Linked DNA regions of Homo sapiens: all the other regions are linked to region 3. Evidence: chromatin contacts called from ENCODE Hi-C or POLR2A ChIA-PET data. All regions are on one chromosome and are shown on one strand. Each heading gives the region's core, a stretch centred on a gene start or an enhancer-like site at or near the end of the contact. The rest is flanking DNA. Distances are from core to core; before and after follow the strand shown.

The links. A loop is a pair of places that touch in the nucleus more often than their neighbours do. ChIA-PET counts read pairs that join two places held with the same protein, here RNA polymerase II (POLR2A). Pooled maps may share reads with other maps.
Region 1: a map of DLD1 shows a loop between it and region 3 (3-fold over the local background). The contact joins two enhancer-like sites. A Hi-C loop is called at or near these places in 8 of 168 maps with a recorded cell type or tissue (CD4-positive, alpha-beta memory T cell, CD8-positive, alpha-beta T cell, Calu3 and 4 more) and 11 of 50 pooled maps. POLR2A ChIA-PET finds 5 or more read pairs at or near these places in 4 of 52 experiments (CD4-positive, alpha-beta T cell, CD4-positive, alpha-beta memory T cell, MCF 10A and 1 more).
Region 2: a map of PC-3 shows a loop between it and region 3 (4-fold over the local background). The contact joins two enhancer-like sites. A Hi-C loop is called at or near these places in 12 of 168 maps with a recorded cell type or tissue (CD4-positive, alpha-beta T cell, IMR-90, MCF 10A and 6 more), 1 of 37 single-sample maps with no recorded cell type and 18 of 50 pooled maps. POLR2A ChIA-PET finds 5 or more read pairs at or near these places in 2 of 52 experiments (MCF 10A and PC-3).

The regions. Positions count from the first base shown.
Region 1 is chr12:91,999,426-92,003,906 of GRCh38, reverse strand. All of the region lies in intron 1 of LINC01619 (long intergenic non-protein coding RNA 1619), which reads left to right. Among named protein-coding and RNA genes, the nearest start is that of LINC02404, 130 kb to the right of the region's middle. Within about 2 kb of position 1,391, at least 3 of the 41 ENCODE cell types and tissues checked have a DNase peak (open chromatin) inside an H3K27ac peak, as active enhancers do.
Region 2 is chr12:91,577,356-91,581,677 of GRCh38, reverse strand. The region is part of intron 1 of LOC105369896 (a long non-coding RNA gene); the gene reads left to right. Among named protein-coding and RNA genes, the nearest start is that of LINC02823, 250 kb to the right of the region's middle. Within about 2 kb of position 2,482, at least 3 of the 41 ENCODE cell types and tissues checked have a DNase peak (open chromatin) inside an H3K27ac peak, as active enhancers do; they include PC-3, where a contact is called at or near this core.
Region 3 is chr12:91,816,269-91,820,920 of GRCh38, reverse strand. No RefSeq gene overlaps it. Among named protein-coding and RNA genes, the nearest start is that of LINC02404, 57 kb to the left of the region's middle. Within about 2 kb of position 3,205, at least 3 of the 41 ENCODE cell types and tissues checked have a DNase peak (open chromatin) inside an H3K27ac peak, as active enhancers do; they include PC-3, where a contact is called at or near this core.

The DNA.
Region 1 (4,481 bases), core at 142-2,641, 180 kb before region 3:
TGCTAAGTAATTGGGTGTGGGGATGAGAGAGGCCAGGGTTGGAGAGATACTGGAAAGAAGAAACCAAGTGTTTTACTAAAAGTGCTTTGAAAAATCGAGTCAAGGGAATGGCAGGAATCTACAGGGAAAAGTAGAAAAAGGGTGAGAAGGGAGACAAATATTGGCTTCTTTCCAATTAAAGAGTTCTGGGACAATGGTCACAACGTTTGCCTGTTAATGGGGAATTTTCTTCTAAAAGACTAACCTCAAAAACACCAATCGCAAAATAATGGCACATGTTTGCTCTTCCTTATTTCATTCTTTAATGGAATACATTTAAAAAAGAAGTTGTTTCACATAAACCCGATTAACTCTGAAGACAGTCATAACCCATCCAAACCAATCCAAATGAAGGTAAAAGGAATAATCAGCTCTTATTATGCAAAATGGTGCTTAGTTAATTTATTGCACTGCACTAAATAATAAGCTGTTAGGCTCCACATTGCTTTTTCCACATTAGATTAAATAGCTTATTGCTGCTGGAGCTTATTTCATATTGCATACAATTTGGATATATTACATTGGCGTAGATATTAGTCCATTATAAGAGACAGGCATAAGTACTTCATTTATAGGATCTCTCCATTTGGAAAATGGTAAGGAAGAAGAAGAAATGCAAACGAGAGTAATGAACAGAGGGGATTTATGTGCATTGCCTGATGGGTCTGCTGTGGGTGACAGCTGGTTGCCACACATGGGGCCCAGGCACCTTGGAGAAAAGTAACATTTCCAATGGGAAGAAAATCCAAAGAGAGTTTATGTTCTTTTTCAGGGAAGTGTTGACATTTTAATTACTTTCTGTTTTCTTTGGAGCTACATTTGAGAATTGGAAACAAGTTAGAAAAATAAGAATTGGCTTTATTAGAAATAAGATGAATTGACATGCAGGCAGGAACGGGAGAGAGTCCAGGGTTAGCTCTTAACAAACTGAAGTCTCCAGCAGTATCCAGAGAGCCAAAAAAATTCAGCCATTGAAAAACTAACCAGAAGAACTACTCAGGGCTTATCATCTCTGAAAGCAGACTGTGCCTCTGAGCAATCTAATCTTTTCCGGCCTTGGTGCCTCTGTACTTCACTGTTTAATTTTTTTGCTTTACACTTTGGTCTTTTGCGAACAAGGGTAAGGCTAAGTAGTACAGGAATGCAAAGCAAAAAGAAAATAATCAGGGAGAATTGGAATGAGTTGGGGAAACTGGGAGGTTTAGAATTATTTAGTTTTGAAGATAATCTGATATTTTTGGTATTTCATAAAAGAAAACTGCCTGTGGAAGTGAGGGGGGAGCCTGAGTAAATGGCTTTGGAAGATAAGATATATTTGCACCTTCTCTACCTGCACCTGGAGTTGCCTGGGACTGAATAAACACTTAGCCAACCCAGTGTGTCTACCAGCACCAGCATATTCCAGGGCTCACAAATCCAAAAATAGTAACTCATTTGAAGATTGAACTTTTAAAAAAAAACAAAAACAAAAAAGCCAAAATCTCCCACCAGCATCTTTGTGGTGCCTGAAAGGGTGACTCATGTGGACATAGGTTTTTCTTGTCCCTTGCTCACCCTCCCAGCATTGCTATGCTGTAGGAATAGCGCAAAAACTCCCTAACTTCAGACCAGCCAATTCAGCAATAAGTGGGTCAAACTGAGTCCCCACAAATTATCTAACAGCCACTGTGTGCCATGTGATTTAAATATACTACTTAAAATTTCAGAAAAATCTATAAGGAGATATTATCTCTGCTGTAGATATTGTTATTTCTGTTTAATAAATAAGAAAACAGGCTTTGGTAAGTTAATTGCCAAGTTATATATAAACTTTTATTGGAAAAGATTTCAAATATATATAAGAGAAGATGAAATAATGAACTTCCATGCTTATTTCACTAATTCAGGGTCAATTTTGTCAATCACCATCTACTCCCCCCATTATCTTTTACTTATTTTTACTTTTTATTTAAACATTTTAAAAACTGACACATAATAATGTATGGGGTACATAGTGGTGCTGTGATACGTGTAATGCATAGTGATCCTATCAGGGGTAATTAGCATGTTCATCATCTCAAACATTTATCATTTCATTTCACTGGAAACCTTCAATGCCTTTCTTCTAGGTATTTAAAACTATGTAATATGTTATTATTGGCAATTGGCATCCTACAGTGCCACAGAACACTAGAACTTATTCTGTCTACTTAGCTGTACTGTCTTTTAACAAATTTCTCCCTATCCTCCTTCTTCCCCTTTCTCTTCCCAGCCTCTATCATCATCCTCTATTCTACTTTTTACTTCTATGAGATCAACTTTTTTTTTTAGCTTCCACATGTGGTGTTTAACTTTCTGTTCCTGGCTAATTTAATTTAAAATAATGTCTTCCAGTTTCATCCATGTTGCCATGAATAAAAAGAGTTCATTCTTTTTAAAGGCTGAATAGTATTCCATTATGTATATATACCATATTTCCTTTCTTTTCTTTTACTTTTTGAGACAAGGTCTTTCCCTATTACCAAGGCTGGAGTGCAGTGGTATGATCATGGCTTTCTGAAGCCTCCAACTTCTGGATTCAAGCAATCCTCCTTCCTCAGCCTCTTGAGTAGCTGGGACTACAGTACGCTGGACCATCATGAGTGGCTAATTTTTTTTTCCATCTGTACAGATGGGGTCTTTCTATGCTGCCTAGGCTAGTTTTGAAATCCTAGCCTCATGTAATCCTTCCACCTCGGTCTTCCAAAGTGTTAGGATTATAGGCTTGAGCCACTGAGCCCAGCCTACCACATTCTCTTCATCCGTTCATCTGTTGTTAGACACTTAAATTGATTCCAAATCTTAGCTATTGAGAATGGTGCTGCTGGGGGTGCAGATGTCTCTTTGATACACTGATTTTCTTTCCTTTGGATAATTGCCCAGTAGGGGGATAGCTGGATCAAATGATAGTTCTATTTGTAGACTTTTCAGGAAATTTCATGCATTTCTCTATAGTGGCTATACTAGTTTACATTCCCACCAACAGTGTGTAAGAGTTTCCTTGGTTTTGCAGCTTCACCAGCATTTGTTATTTTTTGTCTTTTTGATAATAGCCGTCTTAATTGGGGTGAGATGATACGTCATTGTGGTTTTGATTTGCATTTCCCTAGTGGTTAGTGATGTTGGGCATCTTTTCATGTATTTTTTGGCCATTTGTTTGTCTTCTTTTGAGAAATGTCTGTTCAGAGCATTTGTCCATTTTAAAATCAGATTTTTTATTTTGCTGTTGAGATGTTTGAGATCCTTGTGTATTCTAGATATTAATACCCTTTGGATGAGTAGTTTGCAAATATTTTCTACTATTCTGTGGGTTATCTTTTCACTCTATTGATTATTTACTTTGCTATTCAGAAGCTTTTTAGTTATAATCCCATTTTGTTTTTGCTTTTGTTGTGTGTGCTTTTGAGGTCTTATTTATAAAATCTTTTCCAGGCTGGGCACAGTGGTTCATGTCCGTAATCCCAGCACTTGAGCCCAGGAGTTTGAGGCCAGCTTGGGCAACATGGTGAAACCTCATCTCTACCAAAAAAAAAACCAAAATTATTTTCCCAGAACAATGTCTTGAAGTGTTTCTCCTATGTCTTCTTCTAGTAGTTTTATAATTTCAGGTCTTACATTTAGGTCTTTGATCCATTTTGAGTTGTTTTTTGTATAGGATGATATGTGGGGGTCTAATTTCATTATCTTCTATATGGGTACCTGGTTTTCCCATCACCATTTGTGGAAGTGACTGTCCTTTCCCCAATGTATGTCCTTGACACCTTTGTCAGGAATCTGATGTTATATGTTGCATATGTCAGGAATCTGATGCAATATGATGTTATATGTTGACTGTAGATATATGGATTAATTTTGGAGTTCTCTAATCTGCTCCACTGGTCTATGTATGTGATTACCATGTTGTTTTAGTTACTACAGCTTTGTAATATATTGTATATTTTAAAGCCTGGTAGTGTAATGTCTCCAGCTTTTTTTTTTTTTTCTTTTTTTCCTCAGGATTGTTTTGGTTGAGGTCTTGCGTGGTTCCATACAATATTTGGGAATGGCTTTTCTATTTTCATGAAGAATGTTATTGGTATTTTGATAGGAATTGTGTTAAATATGTAGATTGTTTTGGGTAGTTTGGTCATTTCAACAATATTAATTCTTCTGATCTGTGAGCGTGGGATGTTTTTCAATTTGTTTGTATTCTCTTCAATTTCTTTCATTAGTGTGTTGCAGTTTTCCTTGTAGAGAATTTTCACCTCCTTGGTTAAATTTATTCATAAGTATTTTATTTTATTTTGTAGCTATTGTAGATGGGATTGCCTTCTTGATTTCTTTTTTTTTTTTTTTTTTTTTTGAGACGGAGTCTCGCTGTCGCCCAGGCTGGAGTGCAGTGGCGCAATCTCTGCTCACTGCAGGCTCCGCCCCCTGGGGTTCAC
Region 2 (4,322 bases), core at 1,233-3,732, 240 kb after region 3:
GTGGATAGTGACTGATTTTCAAAACATTATTCATACATGTGTGACTTTAATTAGGAAGCTATAATAGATACACTATGAATTTTCATGAAGAAAAAAAACAGCATCTGGACTTGAGATTCTACACAAAGAAAAAGCTGGGTTTCTTCCTTCTTGTCCAGAGTATATAAAACCTATATTTCCTTCAGTCAGAATTTTCTCAAAAATAGCAAACTAAAACTCTAGTAAAATCAATCAGCTTTCACCACCAGTTTTAAAAATGGTAATTCAAAGCTTGTAAAAAAAGGACCGTGATTCCACATTTTTAATTTTCTCACAGAACTATAACTTGAAAATATGTTCTATACATTACTATTTTGTATATGTAGTTTTTAAAGATATTAACTTGTTACAAGTATATTTCTCTGAAGATGTTCATCTTTTTTGCTGTTTCTTTTAAATTATTTTCAACTGTAAACCTACTGAGATTTGAGTTTTTTAGCACTGTCAAAAAATACTTACTTCAAGAAACATTATTCTCCTAAATGTATAGAAGATATTTCAAGAGATCATAATTTCATATTAGATATTCATAAAGAATTTTCTTTCATAAAATAAACAGATTTTTGCCATTTTATAAATGCACATAAAAGCAGTAACTGTTCTTAATTTACCAACATTTCTTTTTGCCTCCTAGAACACTTACATCTGATATAATAAGATAATTACTAAGTGTCTTATAAGTGTTTCTTTAATGTATCATCTCTCCCAAAACTTTGAAATCTCCTGGAAGACAATAAACTGCTGAAATAATTCTTTCCCCTCTTCTGTTATTAAACATAAAATAAGCATTCAAACATATTTGTTTGATTCAACAATTGAAAATTAATTTGAATACTACCCATTCAATGCAAATAACTATACATATACAAAAATTATGGGTCATTATCATCCTTTAAGTCAAGTAAATAAGTAATTGTTCTAAGAAATTAAAAAGCTATATTTTTCCTTTATTGTTAAATGTTAAATAATTCAATATTGCTTCCTTGCAAAATTACTCAATGAATATATATTGCTTTGATCATTCAAAGTTATGTATATATACACATACATATACACACATACATGGATATTCAACTATTTGCTGTGCACTGTGTTGGATCCATTGTACGTGTTTTCTTTCTTTCCTCCCAACATCTCTTAAAAACATAATTGTCTTCACATTACAGATGAGGGAGCTGAAGATTAGAGAAGCACAATTAATTGTCTAAGGTTTTACTGTCAGTAACAATCAAAGCTGAGATTTAAATGCAAGTATTTAGAATGCAAATTTAATTATATTTCCAAAATATTACAGCTAATTCTTCACATGCATATTCTATCTTCAAACAAATGGGTATTACTGGTATATATTAAGTACATATATAACATACTGAAGCACATTCTAAGAGATAGAGTAGCCTGTAAACATAGATCAGCAACTGTAAATGGATACACAGTAAGGCATATACAGGTACAGGACTGGCTTTCTTGACTTGACATTAAGTATATGCACCAAGTAAAAGAGAGCTGCATTTCAGCCCTTTTCAGTGTGGCTCTTATTTGGGTTAGAAAAATGGTGATTATTTTTTATGACAGGAAGGATCAGATCATCTTAATTCATCATCTCCTTTGCATTCACTCTGAATCATTTTTCTGTCTTGGCCTACAAATTAGTAATGTTTTTTATTGCTTAACAATGCAAAGAATTATCTCATCATCTAAGTTCAACTCTATAATATTTAAGTTAATCAATATTTGCCATTTGTTAGGCATATGATAGATATTCAGATATTTACTAAGTTTAGACTGTATGACGGATTTTCTCTGAAACTAAGACCACTAGGTCAGTTAAAGTATTCCATCCAAACCCCACTGTGAATTATATTGCTGATTTTAAATGAGCTTCTATCCAGGCTGTTCAAGCACATGTTTCTTTCAGATCTTTGGCATCTCTGATTTTATTCTACCTTCAGGAATTAGGAAAATCAAGCTGAGTCCTTTAGTTTTATGTTTCCTCTGTATAAGTAGCGTCTACAATAAATACCAAAGCTTAAAGATTAATAAATCCCTCCACGTACAACAGGATTTATGACAGAAAACTGCAGTATTTTTACTAATTATTACAAATGACAATTGAAAATACTCACTTCTGGCTTTGCTCTTTTTATGACTGTAAAAGCCACTAGCATAAGGATGCCTCTTTTTGGTTAGGCTCATAATCTTTGATTTATCTTCTTCAATTCTGAGAAAATAAGCACTGAGGGGGGTCTGGTTTATATTACTGGGACAAGACAATGGCTCTAATCTGCAATCTTCTATTTTGTTTCTGCTGTTCAAAGACCAATTTCAATTTTAACTTGCCTGTTGTCCCTTTTCTGTTGGTAGAAAGCTGTTTTGATTACAGGAGGGGTGGAGGTGGTGGGGGTGAGGTGATGTCAGTGGTGATGGTGGTGGTGTTGTGTGTGTGCCTGTGTGTGTGTGTGTGTGTGTGTGTGTGTGTGTGCGTAAAAAGGAGCTAGGCTAGTAGAGGAATGGGAGGCAGCATACATAAGCTGTATTTGTGAATCTGCTTATAAACCTAACAGATTTTTCAGCTGAAATTTGGCCAATGTTAATTGTACACACTGAATTCATGCTGGGAAAATCTCTTTGGAAAAAAAAAAAAAAAAAGACAGAGAGCACAGCCGGCCTGTTATGTAAGATGTTTATTTTCATCCAATCCAACCCACCATAGGCAGTACAGAAAATAGGCCAGTGCTTCTGACCGGTGACATCACCTCATCATCAGGAGAAAGCGGGAATGGCTGATCACCATATTGTTAGTAAAGAGGATAATTTCCTTTCACAATTGTTTTTCTTTTGGAAACCTTTATTTCTGGAGATAGTGATCTCATCTCTGTGGGATGTTTATTTCTTCAGATTCTGTAATAACAGTGAAGCTACCTGGATTTCAGTTCTTGTACAATGCACATAAACACTTATTTTGGTGCTTTTTCTCTGGGTCTCCAAACGTTAAAAGATTGGATGATTTTAGCAGAACATTGACCATCCTAAGAAAATTGTGACGGGAAGAGGAATAATTATTCTGATATTTAACCTTATGAAGTATTTTATGTAGCCTTTGGTAATTTGCTTTGCAGAATGCCTCCTTTTCTTAGGCTGTGTCACATTATATTTGGGTAGATGGGCATTGTGTTTATTTTATGAATACTAAGAATGAAATGCACAGTTTTTAGAAAGTGTTTTAAGCAGGTCATTATCTACGCTATAATATAGACGTTTTTGCAATTTATAAGTAGTAAAGTGGGTGAAATTTTGTGGGTGTGTGCATGTAGCTTTTTTTTCTAATTCAAAATTAATAGAAAACTAAAAATAGGGTCTTTATTATAGAAGCTAATTCAGCTACTTAGAAAATATACCACAATAAAATTAACCAGTCTGTGGTTTGTTTATGACAGATTTGGTTAAATGACTTCTTTCTGTTACGGGACAATTTTCAGGATTATTCAAATTCACCCACTTTTTAAAATAAATAATTTGCCTATTCTTGTTTCATTCTCCCTCTAGAGGATATCAGTGCGTATTACAATTCAAACATTAAATATGCCAGTAGGTCTAATTTAAATACAGCACGATCCTGAGAACTGTTCCTTGACTTCATTTGTATTCAACTTAACTCAGTTCTAGAAGCCATTATCTTAAGTAGCTCTAAGTTTGCAGCACTTTTTTCCTTTAAACCTAGGTGTCAGTATCTTAAGGAGGTCATTTTTGTTTTGTTTTGCTTTGTTTTGTTTTTGTTTTTTTAAACAACAAAATCAATATCTTAACCCTCGTGAAGAGCAGTACTGAAATGGTTAGAGTTTCAGTTTCTAATATAATGAGCGGTGTGTGTTTGTGACTCTAAAAGTCTAATTATTGTGTTCTGGGATATCCACATTACATCTGCTAGGCAGTCTTTGAGGACACTGGAGGCCATTTAATGTTGTATAAATTAAGTATCACAATAAAAAGTGGTCCAGTAACCTGCAGATATGACAGTCAAATATTAGAATTGGTACAAAAATATTTATGGACATTCACCTGAAGATGAGCATAGGAAAGGGCTCCTTATCTTGCTTTCAAGAGACATGAATGATTTGATTTGCGAAAGCTGCCTAATCATTCAGAGCCTATTTTCTCTATCAGTAAATAGGAATAATTATATCACCTTTTAGTAGTATGAAGACCAAGTAAAATCTAGAAAATGCTTAATATGTGACTGACTTGGAGTAAATTATTTTCTCTTCTATTGTAATAAAAATTCT
Region 3 (4,652 bases), core at 1,956-4,455:
AGGTGTCCTCATCAGCTTGTACTATTGTAACAAAAATACCATGGACCAAGTGGCTTACAAACAATAGACATTTATTTCTCACAGTTCTGGAGGCTGAAAGTCCAAGATCAGATTGCCAGCATGGTCCGGTTCTGGTGAAGGCCCTCTTCCAGATCACAGGCAGCCAACTTTGAATTGTATCCTTACACAGTGTAGAGCAGAGCGGGGAAGCAAGCTCTCTTGTGACTCTTAGAAGGGCACTAATCCCTTCTAAGAGGCTCCACCCTCATGACCTCATTTAATCCTAATTATTAGTACCTTCTAAAGGCTTCCCACTACATATCGTCACATCAGGGGATAGGGTTTCATCATATGAACCTTGGGGAGACACAAACATTCAGTCCATAACACACAAAAAATAAAAATACAAAAGGCAGAATGATGGATAGCTTGTATTGGAAACTTCCGCCCAAAAACAGGATGGGAAGGAACCCAGATACCTGCAACCAGTTGCCAGTATTCTAGCTCTTGGCCTGGGTATAGTGTTCACAGATGTTTATTATTTGTTGAAATAAATGAATGAATAACTAAATAAGAGAGCTGAAGGAATTAAAGGCACAATGAACCTGACTGTATATACTTGTGATACATAAAAATAAGACTTTGAATGGATGTCTGCGTTTGAAATATTTACAATCTGATTGATAAATACGCATAAACAATTACAGAATGTGTACCACAGAGCTAGGCACCCAACTCTTCAAAATCTAAATTTTATTAGGCTTTTGTTCTGGGTGAGAGGATGGGCAGAAATGTTTCCTCTGAAAAATGCCATTTCGGTAACATAATACGTGGGTCATTAGGTCAGGAGAGATTAATTCTGCCATGTGGTACTGTTAAGTCTATCTTTTAATGATAATTTTGTTGTTTTTAGCTTCTTGGCAGCTGCTCTACAATTCTTCCCCTATATGATTTTTTTTTTTCTTTTAGACTGTTAACAGAGTTACTGCATTTTGTGTGAAGGTGACATTATAATTACTACATATTAAACAAGCAGGATCCATAGGTATCTAGACTAAATGAAATGGAAAAACGGGTCTGTCATTTATTTTATGTAATTTATATGATCTTGATCTGGGCAATTTAAACTTCTAAACTCTAAGCTTAGAGTCATATTTCCATAAGCAATTGCGTCCTTTATGAATATAATTCAGGCCTTCTAGTCTTTCATGTTGACTGATGGGAAAGTGCAGAGCAATCAAAATTCATGGCTGGGACAGATCTGAATTGAGGCATCACAAGAATTAGGGTTTGGGGTGTGTGTGTGTGTGTGTGTGTGTGTGTGTGTGTGTGCCTAGATCATTGTTTTGGGGAGAGACTTTCTACAAATATAGGTCAGAATAGAAATATCCTTGCGTATTTTGCCCAAGTGGCTGAAAGAACAGCACGCCAGCACTCCCTTCACCCTTTTCAGGACCTTATTCCAAATTGCAGGGTTTAAAAAAAGTCTTTGTATTTGTTTTTTATTAGTCTCTTATATAAAAATATTAAAACTACAAGGCAGGGGTTATTGCTTACCAATGCACTGCAGTGCCAGCTCCAGGGCCAGGCAGTAAATATTTGTTGAATGAAAGACTAGGCCCCCATTAGGCAATGAGGCTGCTTTGGCAATCAGTCTCCTTAAATGACATTATTTACTGCTGAAAATGTGTTTTCCACATTGGCTTAGATCTTTAATTTACACAGGCCCATTGCCACACTTCAGTGACACAGATCACTTTCTGAACACTCCCATAGCTTTTCTGACCTCCTTCTCACATTGAGACATGTTGAAAAAACAAAACACATTGCATTCATTTTTATTCAACAGCACAGGCTTGCCCTACCCCTACCTCTAAATTGCAATTCTTTGATTTTTCACTATAGAGCTAACATGCCCCAGCCTGTTGATTCCATAAACTTTCCTTAGCTTTAGGTTATACACAGGGTTACATCTCAAGTGGAGTCTTGTCTGCCTGTTTACTAGACCACTTTAGAGATTGTTCAAACCCAAATAGCCAGGAGAGAGATGGGAACTTAATTTGTTTCAAGCTTCAATGGCTGGAGGCTAGACAGACTCTCAGTTTCCCATGGGTGGACTACTAAATGTTTTCAACCTTGGTGAGCAGCAAAGACGTTGTACATACACCATACAGCAATTTCCCAACAAGTACAGATCACACTGAAATGACAGGGTTGCCTGTTCAATACTGACTGAGACCCACCTACCTAGGGAGTTGAGCAATTCTTTGCTTGTTCAGTACTTCAGTCCTCAAGTCAGTTAAACAGAGCTCCTCACACACACGACAGAAAGTACAGCAAACATGCCATGTACCAAACATGATTGGGCTATTGCCTGTTCTCCTCTCCCTTCACCTTCACCAATCCTTACTGGAATAGCTTTTAAAGTCCTTTCTGTTGACCTGGAAGCCATTATTGTAACAAGAGGTTAAAATCAGGGTAAATTGAATTGCTATGCATGACTGAACCCAGTCATCTGGAAGAATGACTCAGGCAAGAATTAAGTTTGAAATTTGAATGTGTTAAGTGGCATAATATGGAAAAATTACTGTTTTGTTAACTATGTCTAAGAAAAGATGGTAAACTGAGTATATCTCAAACAATTTGATTTAATTTAGTTCAGTGTTTATGAACACTAATTATATGGCCTTGAATTGGGCTACAATGAAGGAAAGACATTGAAGGAAAAGAGAATAGATTTCCCCCCTTAAGAAGTCCAGAGTTTGGGAGCTGACTGATTCACATATGCCAGTGAAATACCTGTGATTAACACAGACCAGCATGTAATAAACATTTACAAATCTTATTAGGTGGTGCAAAAGTAATTGCAGTTTTGCCATTGAGAGTAATGGTACTATGACTGCTATGTGTCAAGTATTATAAGAATGCATGAATACTTTTATTGTGCCTAGGGGAGATGTATTAGAGAAGGCAATACATTAGCAGATTCTTGAATGGTAATCCTGCCAGTAGGGAGCAAGGGAGGACATTTAGACAGAGACTGCATATATAAAGCATCCATGGCATAACAAACAGCCATTTCAGTGGTGAAAAGTCCAAGTCTTTCTTGGCAGGCCAGGGCATATTTGGCAAGAGAACTGTCCACAGTAGTCCAGTCCAGACCTCATTGTCCTAGTCCTGGTGTAGACTGGACCAAGATAGCTTAAGGCAGTGTTGCCAGAGGGAGGATTTAAAATACAGTTCGAAAAATGCAGCCAAAGTAAGCAAAAGGTGGTGCCAGTGGTCAAGTTCGAAGAGTCAGCTGAAGCTGTAGGTGGAGTAATGAGTAATACAGTAAAAAGTAAATAGGGATAGGAAGCAGTTCCAAATGCAGGTTTAGAAATAGGGCAGGAGGTCCATTTCATTTGGATCATGCTTACTGACACCACTGAAAATGGATGAAAGAGAAAAAGCAAAAGGATCAGTTAGAAAACAATTGCAAAAGTCAAGCAGGAGATGAAAAGGACTTGAAACAAAGCAGTATTAGTGGAGTCAAGTGTGAGAAAAGTTTTGGAGACAGCATGCATCACACTTGATAAATAATGAATATGAGGTTGAAGAGACAGACCTAGAAAATGCTCCAATCGTGCTCAGGGACAATGTCTTGCAGAATGTGAAGTGCACATTGAACCTGTGGCTAATAAGTATTTACTCAAGGGCTAGAACACATGAGTTTTGGAACCAATGAATGAAAATTATCATTAGCCTCTCAGTATAATTCTTACTGACCAACCCACTTGTAGATTTACATTTTCCATTACCTTGAACTTAGGTTCTGCCAAAGTACAGGTCTTAATTCTCAATGGGGGAATGTTTTCATCAGTGGACAGTTATAGTTTTGATAAACTTGGAGCTATGACTTACTACCATATTACTTTGCAGTCCTATGCTAATGGCCCTAAAGGCAAAGATTTAGGGTAAAATGACCCTGATAATAAATAAAGATGGAATGTAATTAGTTCCAAAAGAGAACAATGAAAAAGAATACCATGAAAATCCAGAGGATAGAGAAATTTGGTAACATTCAGAAATGCAAAAATGGAAAGCCAAAAGATGGGCTTTCATTCACAAGCAATCATAAAAATTAATAAGGACAGGCCTGGTGTGGTGGCTCACACCTGTAATCCCAGCACTTTGGGAGGCTGAGGCAGGCAGATCACAAGGTCAGGAGATCAAGACAATCCTGGCTAACAGGGTGAAACCCCGTCTCTACTAAAAATACAAAAAATTAGCCATGTGTGGTGGTGGGCACCTGTAATCCCAGTTACTCAGGAGGCTGAGGCAGGAGAATGGCATGAACCTGGGAGGCGGAGCTTGCAGTGAGCAGAGATCGCGCCACTGCACTCCAGCCTGGGTGACAGAGTGAGACTCTGTATCAAAATAATAATAATAATAATAATAATAAGGACAAATAAATAATAATGTCAGAAATTTACATCTCTTTTTTTGTATGAAAATGTTTACAAATAACGTTTTGAAAGTGTCTGTTGGATAAATAAAGATGTGATCTGTGTACAATTTGGTTATATTTTATTGAACTTGGTGATATGGTTCAACTATGTTTTTTAAGAATAATGAAGGAAATTAGGAAATAACCCTTGATAGCAAACATT